Linked DNA regions of Mus musculus: region 2 is linked to region 1. The links are chromatin loops, found by intact Hi-C in ENCODE. Cell type or tissue: left cerebral cortex. All regions are shown on one strand. Each heading gives the region's core, and the rest is flanking DNA. Links, peaks and the distances in the headings are about the cores only. Region 1 holds the start of Thsd7b (thrombospondin, type I, domain containing 7B). Region 2 overlaps Thsd7b (thrombospondin, type I, domain containing 7B).

Region 1 (8,336 bases), core at 116-8,115:
GGCAAGCAAGTGGAACCCAGCAAAGAGCTTTTCCTGCAGTCAAGGCATTCAGGGATCAGTTGTGTGTTAGTTACTTGGGATTCCGTTTTTAGCTGCTGCATATTTAATTACAAAGGGATCACGATTAAAATATGCCTAGAGAGGCAAAAGCACAAGCAAGCCTTGTAATCTTTGCTGCAAAATCCCTTCTTCTCTGCTGCTGATACTCTTTGGTTGAATACAGGAAACACTGCCATGGCCATTCCCTCCTCTAGGTCAAGAGTTACACTTTTTTCTTATGAGGACCATTTTTTAACCTACCCCCCTCCCCCCAAAAAAGAAATCTTCCAGAAATAAAATAAAATAAAACCTACCAGATGTGCATATCACAGCAAAGAGTTGTTTTAGAATTATTCAATCACAGATATGAAATAACCAGAAACCAATATGTTCTCTGAGATGCCCTGAAATGTACTCTGTTTTTTCCAGCTCTGTAGCACAGTCCCATAACACATTAGTTCTTACATAGCCCCAACCAGGTGACTTGACTGTTTACTGGACAAGCTGAGAGTTTAGCTCTCCACCTTTTGCAGTGACCACAAGCTTTTTACCCACAGTGAAATCTATTCCACAGCACCTCTAGTGTTCTAAAAATTCACCAAAGGAGCAGAAGGAACTGAATTTCACTAACCGTCTGCTTCCCTCTTCTCTTCTGATACAATACTTGATCTAGTAGCTATGGGGTGCTCATCTTAAACCACCAGCTAGAAACAGGACATTTGCATCACCCTTCCAAGGCTCAAGGAGCATCACAGAAGAGGAGGAGGTTCAAAGATTGTAAAAGTGACAGGCTGGGAGCACTGTGAAAATATCTCCAAGACAGGATATGGCCATTGCCCTCAGGAACGCACGGTGACTGTGATTACCAACACAACACACACCTAAGACTGAACCCATCACTAACCCATCACAGCTAGGAGAGGGCTCATAATGTCCAACTTGTCACTGGAAGTCTCTGGACAATTAATGCGTGTTGAGAGAGTCAAGTGTCCCTGTCTTTAGTGGTACAGCCATTGATAAACTCTGCAAATTCCAGTAAATAACTCTGGACTCTAGCTCAGCAATGTAACCCCAATTAAACACAGTGGATCCAAAGCAAAGAGACTAAGTGGAGTGACTTTTCTGGAATGAAGGAAGATTTTAGTAGGAAAGAGAGAAGGCTCAGCAAGCAGAACTGTAATGAAAACTCTGTATATGTATGTGAGATTGTCGAAGAATAGAAATTAGAATAGAAAGAAATCATCAGTGGATTATTGCAAGCAACTAGCCATATCATTAGCCATGGCTGTTTTCTATGGGGGAAAAAATCAGTAACATAATCTCAATCAATGGAGAAATTTTAAAGGAGAAAACCTGAGGATAAAACCATTTAACTTGGAGCAAGGTGCCAGTGATTTGAGATGTGCTCACCCACAGATTCCAATCAGACTCACAATAGTAAACTTGGAGAATTAAATCAGACCTAAAAGTCTTCCCACTTTCACAGGTTTGATGTGTTAATTATCACTTAGATATTAATCCTGCTAACAACTCTAAATTAAGGACTCATGCTATAGCTACGAAGCTGCCTGGTACTAAAACGATTATGGCTGAGTGTCTTTTAAAGTCGTATACTGGGAAATATCTCCTTGTGAAAACATAAAGAATGTAAGTTTAAACTCAGACTCAGAACTCTAGAAGTTTATGAGGCTCCTTTGAGCAGTTGAGGGTAGTGAGCTGCCCTTTTGTTGTTCAAGGCACAAACCTCTGTGCCTCTGAAGCCTAGCTGCTTATGGTGTTGTTCATTTCCCCCCCAACAACTGGTATAGTTGACACTACTTAGAATTCTTTAATCTGTTTATCTTAATCATTCACTTAATGTATCGTATCATTTGTCATTTTGACTGTTCACTGAATAGGACCAGTCAGCCTTTCTGCATCATTCTATTCAAGCCTTTCAATCAAAGTTATTACGTTAAAGCCTGATCTTGACAAAGGTGTACAGAACATCAAGATTGCAGTTTGGGCAAGATGGCTTTTTATCTATAAAAGAATTGGATTACTCTAGCTGCAACTTCTGAAGTACAATTAAAAGGGGTTGGCAGACTGAAAATGGTTCAGACACTCCTCTCCCATTAACTTCCATCCTCGCTTTTCATTCTGTCTGTTTAGTCAGTGACTTAAAGACAAACTTCATTTTTACAGATACAATAAAAAAAATATTCCTTCAGAAATAAGACTCACAGCAAGTAGACAAAGTTCTCAATGGTCTTTGTAAAGAAGAACATCCTAAGTATCATTTCCCTTCCACCCCTTCTCTTCCCCTTGAAAGGCAAGCTCAGTAGAGCGCAGAATAGTACATTCAGTCACCAACTTAACCAATGCCAATCTCCAAATCAGCAGTCTGTGTTTGCATGCTCTTTATGATTGTTTCCTATGTGTCTAGCCTTTCAAGTTTCTAACAAGCAACAACTTGGATGAAAAATAAATGAAGAAGGATGAAGAAATACTGCAAAGAACATTTTTGAAATATCAATTTAAATACTGAGGAAAATATTGAGTGAAGCCATTGTATTTTAAACCCCACAATAGACCTAAGTGGTCCATGTCCATAGACAGCACTCTCCAGGATGTCTCCAAGCCCTTGGGGCATCTTCAGAACCCTGAAAGGTCTTCAGGTACACAGAGCTTCTGGTTCCTGTCTATGAGAACAGGTAAGACTTCTCCACGTCCTCTAAAGCAACATGACTCTCACAATTCTTAAGACGCATATGGATAAGTTGCCATAGTCCAGAAAAATCATCTTTTCCATCCTTTTTCACTTAAATTTGCATGAACAGGAGTTTCCAATCCTTGGCTTCTAGCAAGTACACAATAACCAGGGAAAGTAGAAGCCAAGCTGGAGGATTCCACTCCCTCCTGCTGATCCTGTGCCCCTAAGACAACGGAACTTGCCAGGTTAAGTTTTCAAAGACCTAGTTAGAAATGGCACTGAGGTTTAAAAACAGGAGAGCATCAAAGGAAAGCCTCAAGATTGAAACTTTCTATATAACCCTCAACCCACAAAGTCGAAAGCGCACACTCACCACTGAACAGGACTTCGTGATTTGGTTAGTGGTATCCTTAAGTGGCTCTTGGGAAGCCTTAACTGAATTAGAAGGAGGGGGTTTCCCTGTAGATCAGCTCCTCCCAGTTACCCAACAACCCCAGATTGTCTTCTGAAATGCCAGAGGGAATAAGATCTCTCTGACATCCAAAGATAGCCTGGAAAAAGGAAACTCCAGAAACACAATCCACAGGCACACACACACACACACACACACACACACACACACCCCACAGGTTGGTTGGCATGACCCCTGCCTGCACGGATTACCCATCTGCTAATAAACCTCACAGATGTGTTGAGAAAACATCAGGCAGGTGCTTTCCACCTGATCACCACATACAAGAATACTTGAAGGAGGGCAGTAGCCCATTGCCAACAGATCACCCCAACATTAAAAGGAGCACCAGGCTCCCTGGCGCTTTCTACAGAGTGAACCAAAGTCTTCTGATATCATTGGACTCCACTCACTGGGCAGAATCGAATCGCAGGAGCTCTTAAAGGATGCTCATTCTTTAAGAATTTTCAAAAGAAAAAAGTACCATTAAATACCATTCCTTCCTCTACAAGTGTGTGTGTGTGTGTGTGTGTGTGTGTGTGTGTGTGTGTGTGTGTAAGAAATACAGCCAGGGAATGCTTATTGCCCTCATCCTCAACTACACACACACACACACACACACACACACACACACAGAGAGAGAGAGAGAGAGAGAGAGAGAGAGAGAGAGAGAGAGAGAGAGAGGCACACTCCAAGCTTTCCAACTTCAAGACTCAATGTACTAGGACGCCTAGAGCTGAGGTTTCATTTCCCTTTTCAAATAACTTTAATAGTGTATAGAACATGCAAGATGCAAAGTGGGAGCGGTAGGAGAAAGCATGCTCCTTCTCCTTGCTTCCCACTCTCACATGCTGGACCCATTTTTTTCTCTCAAAAAAGCAATGTGGTATCATGTCCAACCTGTGGGCTCCCCTGTCCCCCAGGACACCCCTTGCCCCCTTGAGAACCATGGGCATGTAAACTGTTGCTGTGGCCTCCTGTCACTTCAGGGAGAAATCGGAGGACTCCGCAAAACTTCTTGGCTTGCTCCGGTATCCTCTCGGGTCCCTGAGCACCCATGCGTGGATTTCACCTTCCGGGCTACCCAAAGGGGACCCTTCACTCGACCAGTTTGAAAAACCTACAGAACTCCCGGTGCTGGGATCTGAAAGCTTTAAGGTTCCACGTACAGGATGGGGACCCACCGGTTCCTTTCATAGGTTCCCCACAAAGCAAGCTAGAACCCACCCCATGTGTGTTCAGTCCAATTGCCTGAGACCTATGCCCAAGTCGCGGGGTGTCCCTGCCTGCCCTCCGGATTAGAGGATCCAAGCATTCTACACCCCAGCAGCCAATCATTCCCGCAGCCCAGAGCCAAAGGCTCCGGTTCCAAGTTCCGCGACTAGCTGGAAGAAGGGACGAGGGAAGGTGCCTGGCTATGAAAGTCTGTGCGGGAGGCGCCCCCATTCGGGGCAGCTCTCTCTCCATCCGGCCAGCCAAGGGGACCCGCGGCATCAGTCCATGCCAGCTGGGGCACAGCGCGACCGCACTCACCAGCCTCGCCCGAGCCGCAGCTGCAGCTTCTGGGAGCCGACGAGCCCCGAGCTTTCCCAGTGAAGATGGTGGTATGTGTCGGGAGACCACCCATTCCAGCGTCTGGCAACCCGGCTGCGACTCTGGCTGCTCAGCACTGAAGCAGGAGGAAGAGGAGGACGAGGAGGAGGAGGAAGAAACGGCGCAGTCGGACGCCATCTGCTGTACACCTCTGCGCATCCATTGGCTGCCTGGTGCGTCCCCGGGAGCCGCGGGGCGCCGGGCCGCGGGGAGCCACCTTGCGCCTAGCCTCCCACAGCAGCTGCTCCGGTGCCCCTCCCTCATGCCTTCCCCTCCTCCCTCATCTCTCCTCCTGGCCCTCCTCCCCTTCTCTGGGTTAGTGCACCCTTCAGACCCCAGGACTCGCCAAACCAGCTCCCCTGGGTGAGCAGCCTGAGGTGCAACTGGCCTCAACCCCCTTGGCTCCTCTGCACCCCTCAAAGCCGACTGTTTTCCCAACTCTAATGCAGGAGTGCAGGTGCTGGCTAAGTGAGGGAGACTCCCCAGCTGGGCTGAGCACCTGGTGCCTAACCACTCTGAGCCTGGGGTAGGCACAAGGGGAAGTCCCAGGGAAGCTGGGGTGGGGTTGATCTTGGCACACTTGCCTGCAGGCACTTACTGAGCCATTCCTCAAGCTTCCCCAAGCCTCAGAGTTCCTCCTGATGATAACTGAAAAGGATAAAGATCCCAATGGTGTGTGTAGGAGAGGCACACTAGGGGTGCCTCCAGAGAACCACCGGGGTACTAATGTAGGCATAGCCCTGTTATGAGACGCCCAGAGTCTGTCACTGCAAGTCAATCAGATACCTGGGAAAAGCCAGAATCCTTTGGATCCTTTGGTTTAAAGCATCCTTGGTCCTAGAGCTAGTGAGGTGTGGGAAGTTTGCCTCCTAGGTAGGGATGTCAGAGGCAGCTAGTAGCCTGAGAGTCCTAGCCCACCCAGGTAAGGTAGGCAGAGATGCAGGCCAGATCTCTCTCAGGCAGGCGAGGAAGGAGCTGGAGTTCTGGAGGTCCTTTGCCTACTCTGACACTTGTTCCAAACCCTCCTGGTTTCTGACAGCTTTGATCCAGAGAACTTCTTAAGCTTGTTCAGAGAGATGAGGTTGCTTCAAAAGGAAGGAAGGGAGGTAAGGGGAGTAATGACTATCTATTGCCAGTTACTGGGAATTTTGCTTGTCTTGGTTCTTTAAAAGTGGGAGCACAGAGACAGCAAGGAATGTATCCTTATTTTATTCGGCGCCTGGCACACCATGGGTGTCTAAAAGAAGCAAAAATAATAACGATAAAATTAAAGCTTGATGTCATAGCACAAATTAAACAGCAGAGTAGCTAGGATCTGCCACAGAGGGACAAACAAATCAAAAGGATATAAATGCCACTGTAAGTGGAAAGGTGAATATTTTGGTGGGGAGCTTGCTGTGGGACAGGTTCTGAGAGTGGGAAGCATTAGCCCTTGAACCCAGTAATCACTATTGTCCTAGGGAGTTCTGTGCTCACATTCAGGGTTATGCCTCTCTTTAGATCATTGTCTTAAAAATGCATCAGCTGTCATCCAGATCTCACAGTATCTCCCAAAATTCAAGACCACATGATCTGTTACCCCAAGTAGAAAAGGGTCCATTATATTTTATTGTGATAGATATAGATATAGATATAGATATAGATATAGATATAGATATAGATACAGATATATAGATCAATAGGCAATGGGTTTCATTTAAGTAACTTGAGAAACAGCAGCCAGAGAAAAGAACATTTCTGCTTTCCTGAAGTGCTCCACCAGGACTTCCCAGGTTTCAAGCTTCCCAGAATAGATGCTGCGTCTCCAGAACCCATCCCAGGCTCACACACTCTGATTACAAAGCTTGGCTTTGCAACCTTTCTTCAGCGGGCCATCAAAGGTGACTTCAGAATATGTTGCTCACAGATACCTTGGTACTTACCTCCCACACCCCTCCAGAGGCATATATTTTTCTTAAGGTTGGTGATTCGAATCTGCATTCTCAATTTAATAAGAAGCGCATCCTCACTAATCCCATACAGTACCTCAGCAATCATTTATGATGCTCATGAGAATATTTGGATTTCTTTTAAAATGCAGCTTTCCCCCCTCTGTCATTCTGGGTCTCCTGGTGTTCAGAACTATAAGTATAGATAATACTCATACCCCAGTTATGTACTGTGCATTGGGTTTCTTTCTTTATGGTGGCATATTTGTGTGTGTGTGTGTGTGTGTGTGTGTGTGTGTGTGTGTGTGTGTGTGTGTGTGTGTGCATATAGGTGTTCATATACATGTATGTGTATGAGCATCAGAGGTCAACATTGGGTTCCTCTGCCAATCTCAACCTTATGCTTATGATGCAAGCACTTTTTTGCCTGGACCATATTCCTAGCTCCTACATTTGGGTTCCTTAAAAGAAAAGAACAATTCAGAAGAATGAAGTCCAAATGAGTTCTAAATACAAAGAGCCATAAGTATTAAGCATCACTACGTCTCTCTCAGGTTAGCTGGAAGACAGTGACTCCCCTTTAAGGCATTGTGCTGACCATAGTATTTCAGGAAAGTCACAGGGTAAGATGACAGACTTTTACCTTACATTATTGTATAATAATGCATAAATCTACCAGAAGGAAAATGCAAACCAAAAATTCATTCTAACCTCGTCTTTCTGCTGCTAGCCTCAAACCTCTGGCTTATGTTCAAATGGAATTTGCTAAAATACCGACTTCTTCCTAACATCATGAGTGTTGGTCCTTAGAAAAGCACTGGCAAAAAAAAAAAAAAAAAAAAAAAAAAAAGTCTGCATTAGATGAGGAACATTTAAAGGACAGCCTAGACAGGAAGATAGGCAAGAAAGACTGCTAGACAGGTACAGAAATTGTACCAGGGAAAGCGTTTGGAAGAACATAGCCTTGAGAGTAGGTGGCATCATTATCTGTGAGGAACGGATCAATAGGGGTGGAAAATAAGCTGGAGGTTAGAAATTCCCATAACCCTCATACACAGATGGCAAGGGCGCCAGTCAACCCTTCTAACAAGTGCAGAGGAAACAGTAGAACAATAGAAGGGGGAGGCTGGAGGCCTGTTGGGATTCATTCCCCAGGGCAAGCCAAAGCTGGCTAGCACTAGGAGGAAAGTAACCCTTGCTCTCCAGGCACCACTGGAGTTTAAAGGTACATTTTGTTGTTGTCCAGTATGTTTGCCACCACTGCTATTTCTGAACACCAAGTTTTCCATACAGTATAACAAGCTTGGGTGAGAAAATATCATGTAAACAAAACAAACAAATAGCGACAATAACAAGAGATAAAGAAGGCATGCTGAGATGGAAGCCCAATTTAAAACAAGAGTGAGAAACGCAAGTGCTAGCATCCCAGGCTTGCCACCCAGGAAGTCCCTGCTTCTGCTCTGTCTGCAATGCCCATGTGCAAGGAAGCAGGGAGTTCAGCCCAACACTCAGCCACTTTGAGGGAGCAGAGCAGGAGGAGTAGGGAAATAGGAAAAGGGACTGTGATTGTCTCATTTACACAATTCATTCGGTCCAATTCCAGGTTGGCTGAGATCCTGTGGCAAAACTGAAC
Region 2 (8,336 bases), core at 234-8,233, 920 kb before region 1:
CACAGAGATGCTTGCCTACTTCACAAAGCAGTGAAACCAGCTATATGGGATAGTGCTGTGTACCCAGCAGTGGGCAAGAGATTTGACTGCGCTAGAGACCCACAGCATGGTCCAGTTTGGCTTTTTACCTGCCTCTGGTGTCACTGCTGGTACACACAGCACATGAGAGCTGGATATAGAGTCTTAGTCACCTGCATCTCAAAACTCACCCCTGTCACTTTCTGCTGTGACCCTGGGGAAATTACCTGATGCTACTAGGTTTGAGTTTCTTTCTTCCTTTCTTTCTTTCTTTCTTTCTTTCTTTCTTTCTTTCTTTCTTTCTTTCTTTCTTTCTTTCCTTCCTTCCTTCCTTCCTTCCTTCCTTCCTTCCTTCCCTCCCTCCCTCCCTCCCTCCCTCCTCCCCCCTCCCCCCTCTCTCTTTCTTTCTTTCTTTCTTTCTTTCTTTCTTTCTTGCTTGCTTGCTTTTAAAAGCTGGAGACAATGAAACTTTATTTAAAAACCAAACCACTTGTAAAATATATTGCAGGCTTGACACAGCAAAGAAACAGATGTATCACTGTTTCAAGTAATTAATTAGTATAAATACAACATAGTACTTATCCAAAAGATAAGGTGCTATGTTGGGCCAGCAGCAACACTGCAAAACAAACAAACAAACAAATCCAGGCAAAAATGGCATTTGTCAAGAAAGTGTATGCCTCTCTTGCTCTACAATGGTCCTAGCTTTCTGTGGCCCAAGTTGCTCACTTTCTGGCCTTCTTGTTGCTATAAGGCTCTGTAAATTCAGAGCTGATTAATACTGGATTTGCACGTCTCAACAATTCCTATGTACTATTTGTTCTCAGTGACTGGCATGTGAGTGACAGCCAACCCCCTTGCTTTTCATAAGGATGTGCCACTTTGCTGCACAAGTCAGTGAAGAAGGCTGTTTCTCATATACACTGTGTGACACTGTCTGGCTTCTTCAGGGGCTTCTAGAATAACAGAATTTGAAGAAATGGACATTCCCATCTTGACGGTACATAATACCAGGAACCATTAGAAGTGACTCAAACCACTCCGCCTCCTGTATCTTAGATCCAGTGTGCCCTGCATATAAGACAAAACTCAGCAAAATATAGATTTGAAAAGGAAATCCTTTCCTCTGAATTCCTAGCCTACTGGGTTTTGTTTCCCAGCATATGCAAGGTGGTGTGGTGATACTTCTGGTCAACAGGATTTGTCAAGCTTCTCTGAGGAGAAGCACCTCTCCTCAGATTTTACCAGCAGGTTGAAGAGAGCTGCCAGCCTGGATGTTTGTAGTAAGAAACTCAGCTCTTGGTACAAGGTTGATCTCTACTACAGAACAGACACTTGCATATGAATATTTAGGATCTAGACCTCTCCTCTGAGCTCTCTGAAATCCAAATCTTAGCACCAGCTTCTTCCTACGTCACCTTCTAAGATCCGGATGTAAAGGAACTAGTGTCCAGCAGTGAGCAGCATTTGCTTGGAACTTGCTGTGTCTTAAGTTTTCCTCATTCATAAACATTGCTTAACATATTAAACTCCCATTCTTCCTTTTAAATAACCTGCCCTCAGTCTGAATGGTCACTGGCAAACAATTCTATTTCCTGATGGATGACAGAGACTCCTTCATCTTCTTGGTCATTGTTGGGACGAGGTGCATGTGGTCATCCACACACTTGGTCACACAGCTGTCTAGCTGTCACTTCACCTGAAGCTCCTTAGTTCCTGCTTCCATTGAGTCTTTGGCTTTGTCATTGCAACGCATGGTGCAGTGGGCCAATCGGTCCTGGAACCTTTCCAGCTCTCTGGTGACCAGAGCTTGGGCTTGAGTCAGAGGTGCATGGTAGCTCTTGATGCATTGGTGCACCTGATGCTTGAGTGTCTTCACAGCAGTTGGCGTTGCACCGGAACACGAGGCCCTGCATCTTCCGGATGTTCTCTATCTCCACACTTTTCACCATGGCATCCACAGCCTCCTGCACTCGGAGTTGCTGCACCTCTGCCATGGCGACCCTCAGGTTTGAGTTTCTTAGTCTCTCCAACAAGGCTGATGGTGTTTGGTAGGCGTTTGGATGTCATTCAGCACATTTTCTTTCCTGCTCATAATAAACACTAATTTGTGAGCCCTAGAGGCTGGTTGCTTGCCCTGCCCAGGACAATCCTGCAAAGTGGATCACTACACTGATTTTTATAGGTAAAGCAACCAAGACAGAGCCACTTGTTTGAAAGCAGGTGGTTTAAGCCACAGTATTGAAAGGCCCACTTCTCTCAAAAACTGGGCCTTCTTACCACCTCACCAGTGCCTTTAAAACCACAACAGGTCTGTGGGCATTTCCTGTAAGTTTGTAAGATCCTATTCCAATTTCTCCTTTAATTTTATTTAAATGCACAAATCCAGTTGTAGAAGCAGCAACAATTTACAAGTAAAAGACATTTTCCCAAGACACTACCTTGTTCCTAGCTCACTGCCACTTAGACTGTGATTGACAGGCTAATAAGCATCCATGAAAATGCTTTATGCTTAAATAGGACCACATGAACCTCTCAAATCTGAGAAGCCTTGAGCTAAACCATGTCCTTTGTCCTTCTTTCCTTCCCTCCTTCCATTCCTTCCACAGGGAGAGATGGCCACAGTAAAAGCTCACCAGAAGAAAATTTGCATCCCTTATTCACAATGGAAACACACCTGGGTCCAGAGGTTGGAGAGACCATCCTTTAAAAATATCATGTATTTTGGAATTCACAGGTCTATTTTTCCCAGAGAGGTTTTTCACGTCAGCTTTTTTATCCTCCGAGCCAGGCACCTTCATGCAGTAATCCAGGAAGCCACTTGATCTCATTATCTCTGTGTATCCCTTCTCACAGCCACAGACTCCTCCCTATAGTACAGAAAATACATGGGTGGTTATATAGGAGTTGTGAAAATGAATAAAGTATTCAAATATCAGTGAAATCACTTAATGTTTGTCTTTGTATGTCTTGGAAATCCAGGGGTTTCAGCAACTGATTTACCAAAGGGATAAATCCAATAATCCATAATCCAATTTTCTACACCCTAATGTCAGCATTAAATAACTTGCCAGATCTTTCTTTTTATAATTTGTAGTTATTATTTATTTATTTACTTATTTTAATTACTCACTTTACATTCCACTCACTGTCCCCTTCCACCGCCATTCCCCCATCCCCTCTTTCCCTTCTCTGAGTGGGGTATCCCCCACTCTTTGCCAGGTCTTTCTAATGTGCTCATAATTCAGATTTTTTTTCCAAAGATGACATCAAAGTTCTCTGAGAGTAGGGTGTATTAATATGGCATTTCTTCTCTTTTAGAGATGCTTATGACATTTTATCAAAGTTTCATCTTTAACTGTCCCTCACTAGTTTTGGACACCAGCCTATAGGTTTCAGCTTTCTCTTCTTACTGCAAGGGAAAGCCACAGGTCTATGTGGACATTTCCTTTGAATTAGGTGATGCCTGAGTGCTGTCATTACCCCACATACTCAATGCTGTTATCCCCTGTACCCTTGGTGCTGAACTAGTCATGATGGCTGTTTTGCTCCTAGGAGAGAGGTCCAGGTGGAGAAAAGACACGTTATTAAAATCACATTTAAGGAAAATATGCTATCTATCCATCTCCCTCAATTACTCTTCATTATCGTAACTAGAGTGTCACATTATAACACACCCCTGCTTGACATCATGACAATGTGTTCTTTATATTTGCTTTTGTAGTTTCTGGTCACTTTCATGTATAATGAGTATCTTGGACAAGCTGACTATGATGAACGATGATAGACAAGGTTTCCTATCTGTCTTGGGAAGTGAATCAGAAAGTAATTCCTCTTAGTCCAATAGACAGACACTGGGAAATGAGAGAAAAGAAGAAGAGTGTGATAATCAGTCTTTATGACTCTGTCTTTACACCTTCTGGCATTTTCTGAACAGATCTCTACCTCATAGAGTCACTTATGCCAATCCAGCTCATCTTGCTGGGATCATCACTTGTTGACTGAATTTGATTTTAAGGAGCAATAGCTACTGAAACTGAATAAGGCACCTTGATGCTCTACAAAAGGACAGATGGCAGCCAGAGAAGCAAATGCCATAACTAACGGCCCACAGTTCAGTGCAGGACAAAGCTATAACAATGCTCTGTATTTTCAGCTGATGGAAGTTATCACATGGTGGTATTATTGAAGCCATCTTTACAAGATGAATCTCTATTCTTAGTCTGAGAAAAAAGCTGTATCTAGTTAGGTGTATGTGCCAAGGGTTTAGGGGAGAGTTATTTAGGTTTATTAAGTGTCCATAAGGCTGGGTAAGGGCAACTTATATTTTGCAAACATTGTGAGGCCAAATAAATTTATTTCTTCTGTTTTTTTTTGTTTATTTGTTTTCTGTAGACCTAGCCATGTCTTTTCTGTGATAAAGAATTAACCCATCTTGAATTAGAAGAGTCATAAAATATGACTGAATACTTAAGTTTCCTTCATTGCATTGTTTTTTTTTTTTTTTTGGATACATACATTGTAAGAAGAAACCTGCTTCTTTAAGAAATGCAACACAGCTTTAAAATAGTATATATGCATTGAAACTAGTAATACCCACTAATTACAATACTATGTGCATCTGACAAAAGTTCCTAAGCAGAAGTATGTGAAAGAGATGGGGGAGAAAAAAACCAAAAAATCCTTCTCTAAAACGAGAGATATATGCATATATATATACATATATACACCCCCCAAACACAGACACACAAACACAGACACACACAGACACACAGACACACAGACACACACACACACACACACCCACACCACACACACATGCACAAACACATAAAAAGACAAAGACACACAGCATTTTTTTTTCTAGTCATGGTCATATGTTTAACCTAGTTTTTAGCAAATTAAAAACTCTATAAACATTGTACAGTACAACAAATTTTTAAAAATACATATTATTAAGTAGGAACAGCATGGAAATATTTCAAAACAGCTCACTTGCATGAAATGTTGATAATGGAATGCATAAGTTAACTAAAACCAGGTATTGGTAGATGGAGCATTAATTAGCCGGAAGGTAGATTGGATAAGCTGCTGTCTTGGCAATTGTTCTCCCTCCAAGTGTCTCTAGATGGCGATGTAGGCACATAAAATTGCTGCCTGGCGTTAGCAGAGGTACAGGACCCACACTACTCTGTGTGTGTGTGTGTGTGTGTGTGTGTGTGTGTATACATATATATATATGTGTGTGTGTGTGTGTGTGTGTGTGTGTGTATGTGTATGTATATACATATATATCACTGAAATTATAATTCATGTAGGGGAGCCCAGCATGAAACTCACCTGTGTGCAGTAGGAGAAAGGTTTTTTGCATGCTGGAATGCATTGCCGAATAGCAGCAGGGCGTGCCTGAGGGGAGCAGCCACCTACAAAGAAAATATTACTGTTATTTGCGGGCTTATCTATGATTGTCATACTTAAAAGTTTTCTCTTCCTCTTCATATTGGGGACCTAGTTATTATTGATAACATCATTATTATTTTATCATGGCTTAAATGCACATGTCAGCTATGTGCTACACTCCTAGCTTAGTAGTCACTCCAGGATGTGCTGAAAATGAGACATTTATAGTGTTTTTTCCATGTTCATTGGCATTGAGAGTCTATCATGGGTCTATAATTGAGGGCAAAGCCTGTGAGCACCCAGATCAGTACAAGAATTGATGGCATCACTATTTGGGTTCAGGAGTAGCAAACACAGCTGCTTAGAGACTCAATCTATGCATACATTGTCTCTCCAGCTCCTGGGTAACCCAGCTACATACTTGGTTGATTCCAAAAGCCAAATCACTATTGCTCCAGGGGCCACAGGGCCAAGCCCTGTGGCAAGGATTTTTTATATGAACCAGGCATAATGAACATACACAGTGACATACGGATTTTCCCCTTCAGCATGTGTGTAGAAGCAAAAGCATAAAGTCTAGGACGAACAGTCTGATGTCTTACATAGCACTTGCAGGTATTAGGCACATATCTGAGTAAACAAAACTAGCATGTGTCTTCACAGCCTGAAATCCACCCGTGTACTATAATGGTTTTGGTTTTGTCTTTCTTGATTCAAAGCAGTAACAGACATTAAGTTTCAAGATAATTAGTTTGAGAAGTTGATGCACTTAAGGGTAGTGTTTAAACTGTATTCCTATGATGTCAGGCGAATTTATAGGCTCTAGTCTTTGCAATGCAATACTTGTGAACTAATTACACTTTATGGCGTGGCAGATAGCAAAAAGGCTTCAGGCTCAAGGCAATACAGGAAGTGTCAGGCTTAGACATATTCAGGGAATGAAGCAGCTAAGTTGTCACTACTGCTGAAAACATTAGACAAATAACAAGCACCAGAATTCAAAACAAAACAAGACACAAAGCCACTGCAGTCTAGAGGTAGCACCTGGAGTTGAAACTGGTCATGTGGATTTCAGTGGTAATGGCCACACAGGACCTGCCTATTTTACAATCAGGTCTGGGGAGAGGACATCCGCTCTTCAAGCCACAGGTCTCCAGAGAGGACTACTCCAACTCACAGAGATTATAGAACACAGCTTTTAGATTTCAAGAGTGAAATTAGGCTGTAGTCATATTTACCAGGTGATGCCAATAGTCCAAGCTTACTTGTCTAGTGGCCTCATGCTGTGCACTGAGAAGGTACATTGGGCCAGCATAGCCCTCTACTGTGTAAGCTCTCTGACCATGGAGGAGGAGGAGGAGGAGGAAGAGGAGGAGGAGGAGGAGGAGGAGGAGGAGGAGGAGGAGGAGGAGGAGGAGGAGGAGGAGGAGGAGGAGGCTTTCTTTGGTTCCTAGGTAGGCATGCTTACAGAGTACTTAGCTTTAACAACTTACAAAATGAAAAAACAAGGTATCTCAAAATAAATTACTGTATGGATTGCACTATGGCTTAATCCCAATAATGTGAAGGCACGTAAACAGGAAAAGGGTGGGGGCTGTGATTCTCCAGCTGTTGTATACTTCTTGCATAAGGCTGTTTGTCAGTTGCAGTACTAAAGAAAAATCAATGTCAATTTAATTTGCTTTGACAAGGGGACATCAAAAAAATCTTTAAAATTATTGAGAAAACCATTTGTACAATCAAATTGTACCCTCTTTTAAGAATAAGGAGTGTTTCCTTCAGACTATTTTTAGACATTAAGTAATTTCCCTAAGCAGGAAAACATTCTAAATCAGCCTGCAGTGGGTAAACACGAACATCCATAACGTAAATGTTTCTCATTGCATCGTTAGCACAAAACATTTCAATTTAAAAATTGTATGTTTATCAGCACTGTGAATCTCAGCTGCAGAGGAGAGTGGCGTGAGGCATGTGGAAGGAACATGGGGAAGACTGGAGCTGATGCTCAGTGGATCCCTCTCAGTGTACTGACTGAGATGGCATGGCGTTTAACATTTTAGAGAACACCATTTTAAACAAGCATGCATCTTCCTTGGATTTATCAGAGATCATGAATTTAGGACTATTTCATTGTGTTTAGGACTGAGCTGCTTGGCTTAAACACTTTACTATCTCATCACATAGAATTGTTGATTTCAAAGATGGAAGTGAGGGCCTAATGAAAACCTGCCACGCAGACCATCTAAGCCACCTGCTCTTCCACCTTGCTTCAATTTATAAGGGAATTCTTCAACAGAAGCACACTGTGAGAGCTTTTTGAAGTCTCCACATGAATCTTAGGAAGGAGTACCTGTGACATTAAGGCCATCTGAGCGCTGGCACCACACAGTCCGCTCATTATTGTTCCAAAGACTTGCTTTCCATATGTAGTGATAACATTTGCCACCTGCAAGTGAATATGAAAACAGTAATCCCATTATATCTCTCTTATCAACAGAATGGGTATCAATGAATACTAGTTAAAGCACTGAAACATGGTCCTGGTACCTGTACATGGTCGTGTTTCTAGAACCTGTTGGGGGCAGCTATCTTGATTCTCAAAAGACTGGATTATGAATGTCCTTGACCTAGATTGGCGGCCTGTGGTCTCGAAGCTTCTTCCGTCAATGCAGGTTAGCTCACACTTGCTCCACTCAGACCATGGGGTAATGTGGCAGTCTCCTGGATAGTCACATAGTGCAGGGCAGGAGGAACATTGTGAGAACAGGTGCTAGACATCCATAACAGGAATGGGGTATGCAAAGGGAATGCAAGGGGGGCATGCAAGAAGAAATGCAAGGAGGCATGTAGTAGAAGTGTAGGGACATGGGAAGGACCAAAGATTTAGTGTTTCCAGTCTGAAAGCACTAATATTGGTG

What was found. A loop is a pair of places that touch in the nucleus more often than their neighbours do. Peaks named below come from ENCODE experiments on the same cell type or tissue, not always from the same donor. Only the 100,000 strongest peaks of a DNase experiment are listed, where the experiment ranks them.
Region 2: it touches region 1 in a loop (6-fold over the local background); 2 of 42 quality-filtered maps call a loop at or near these places.

What each region holds. Positions count from the first base shown.
Region 1 is chr1:129,269,980-129,278,315 of GRCm38, reverse strand. Thsd7b (thrombospondin, type I, domain containing 7B) reads right to left here and starts at 5,012. Exons shown (of 28, transcript NM_172485.3): 1 at 4,716-5,012. In left cerebral cortex, for the core only: a CTCF peak has its summit at 4,885 (motif pointing left); DNase peaks (open chromatin) are centred at 4,657 and 4,869; H3K4me3 peaks cover 1,375 bases; H3K27ac peaks cover 469 bases.
Region 2 is chr1:130,189,659-130,197,994 of GRCm38, reverse strand. It overlaps Thsd7b (thrombospondin, type I, domain containing 7B), which reads right to left. Exons shown (of 28, transcript NM_172485.3): 23 at 7,966-8,139; 24 at 7,769-7,864; 25 at 5,359-5,441; 26 at 2,696-2,888. It also overlaps the pseudogene Gm29428. Among named protein-coding and RNA genes, the nearest start is that of Gm41951, 110 kb to the left of the region's middle. In left cerebral cortex, for the core only: a CTCF peak has its summit at 5,128; a DNase peak (open chromatin) is centred at 5,157.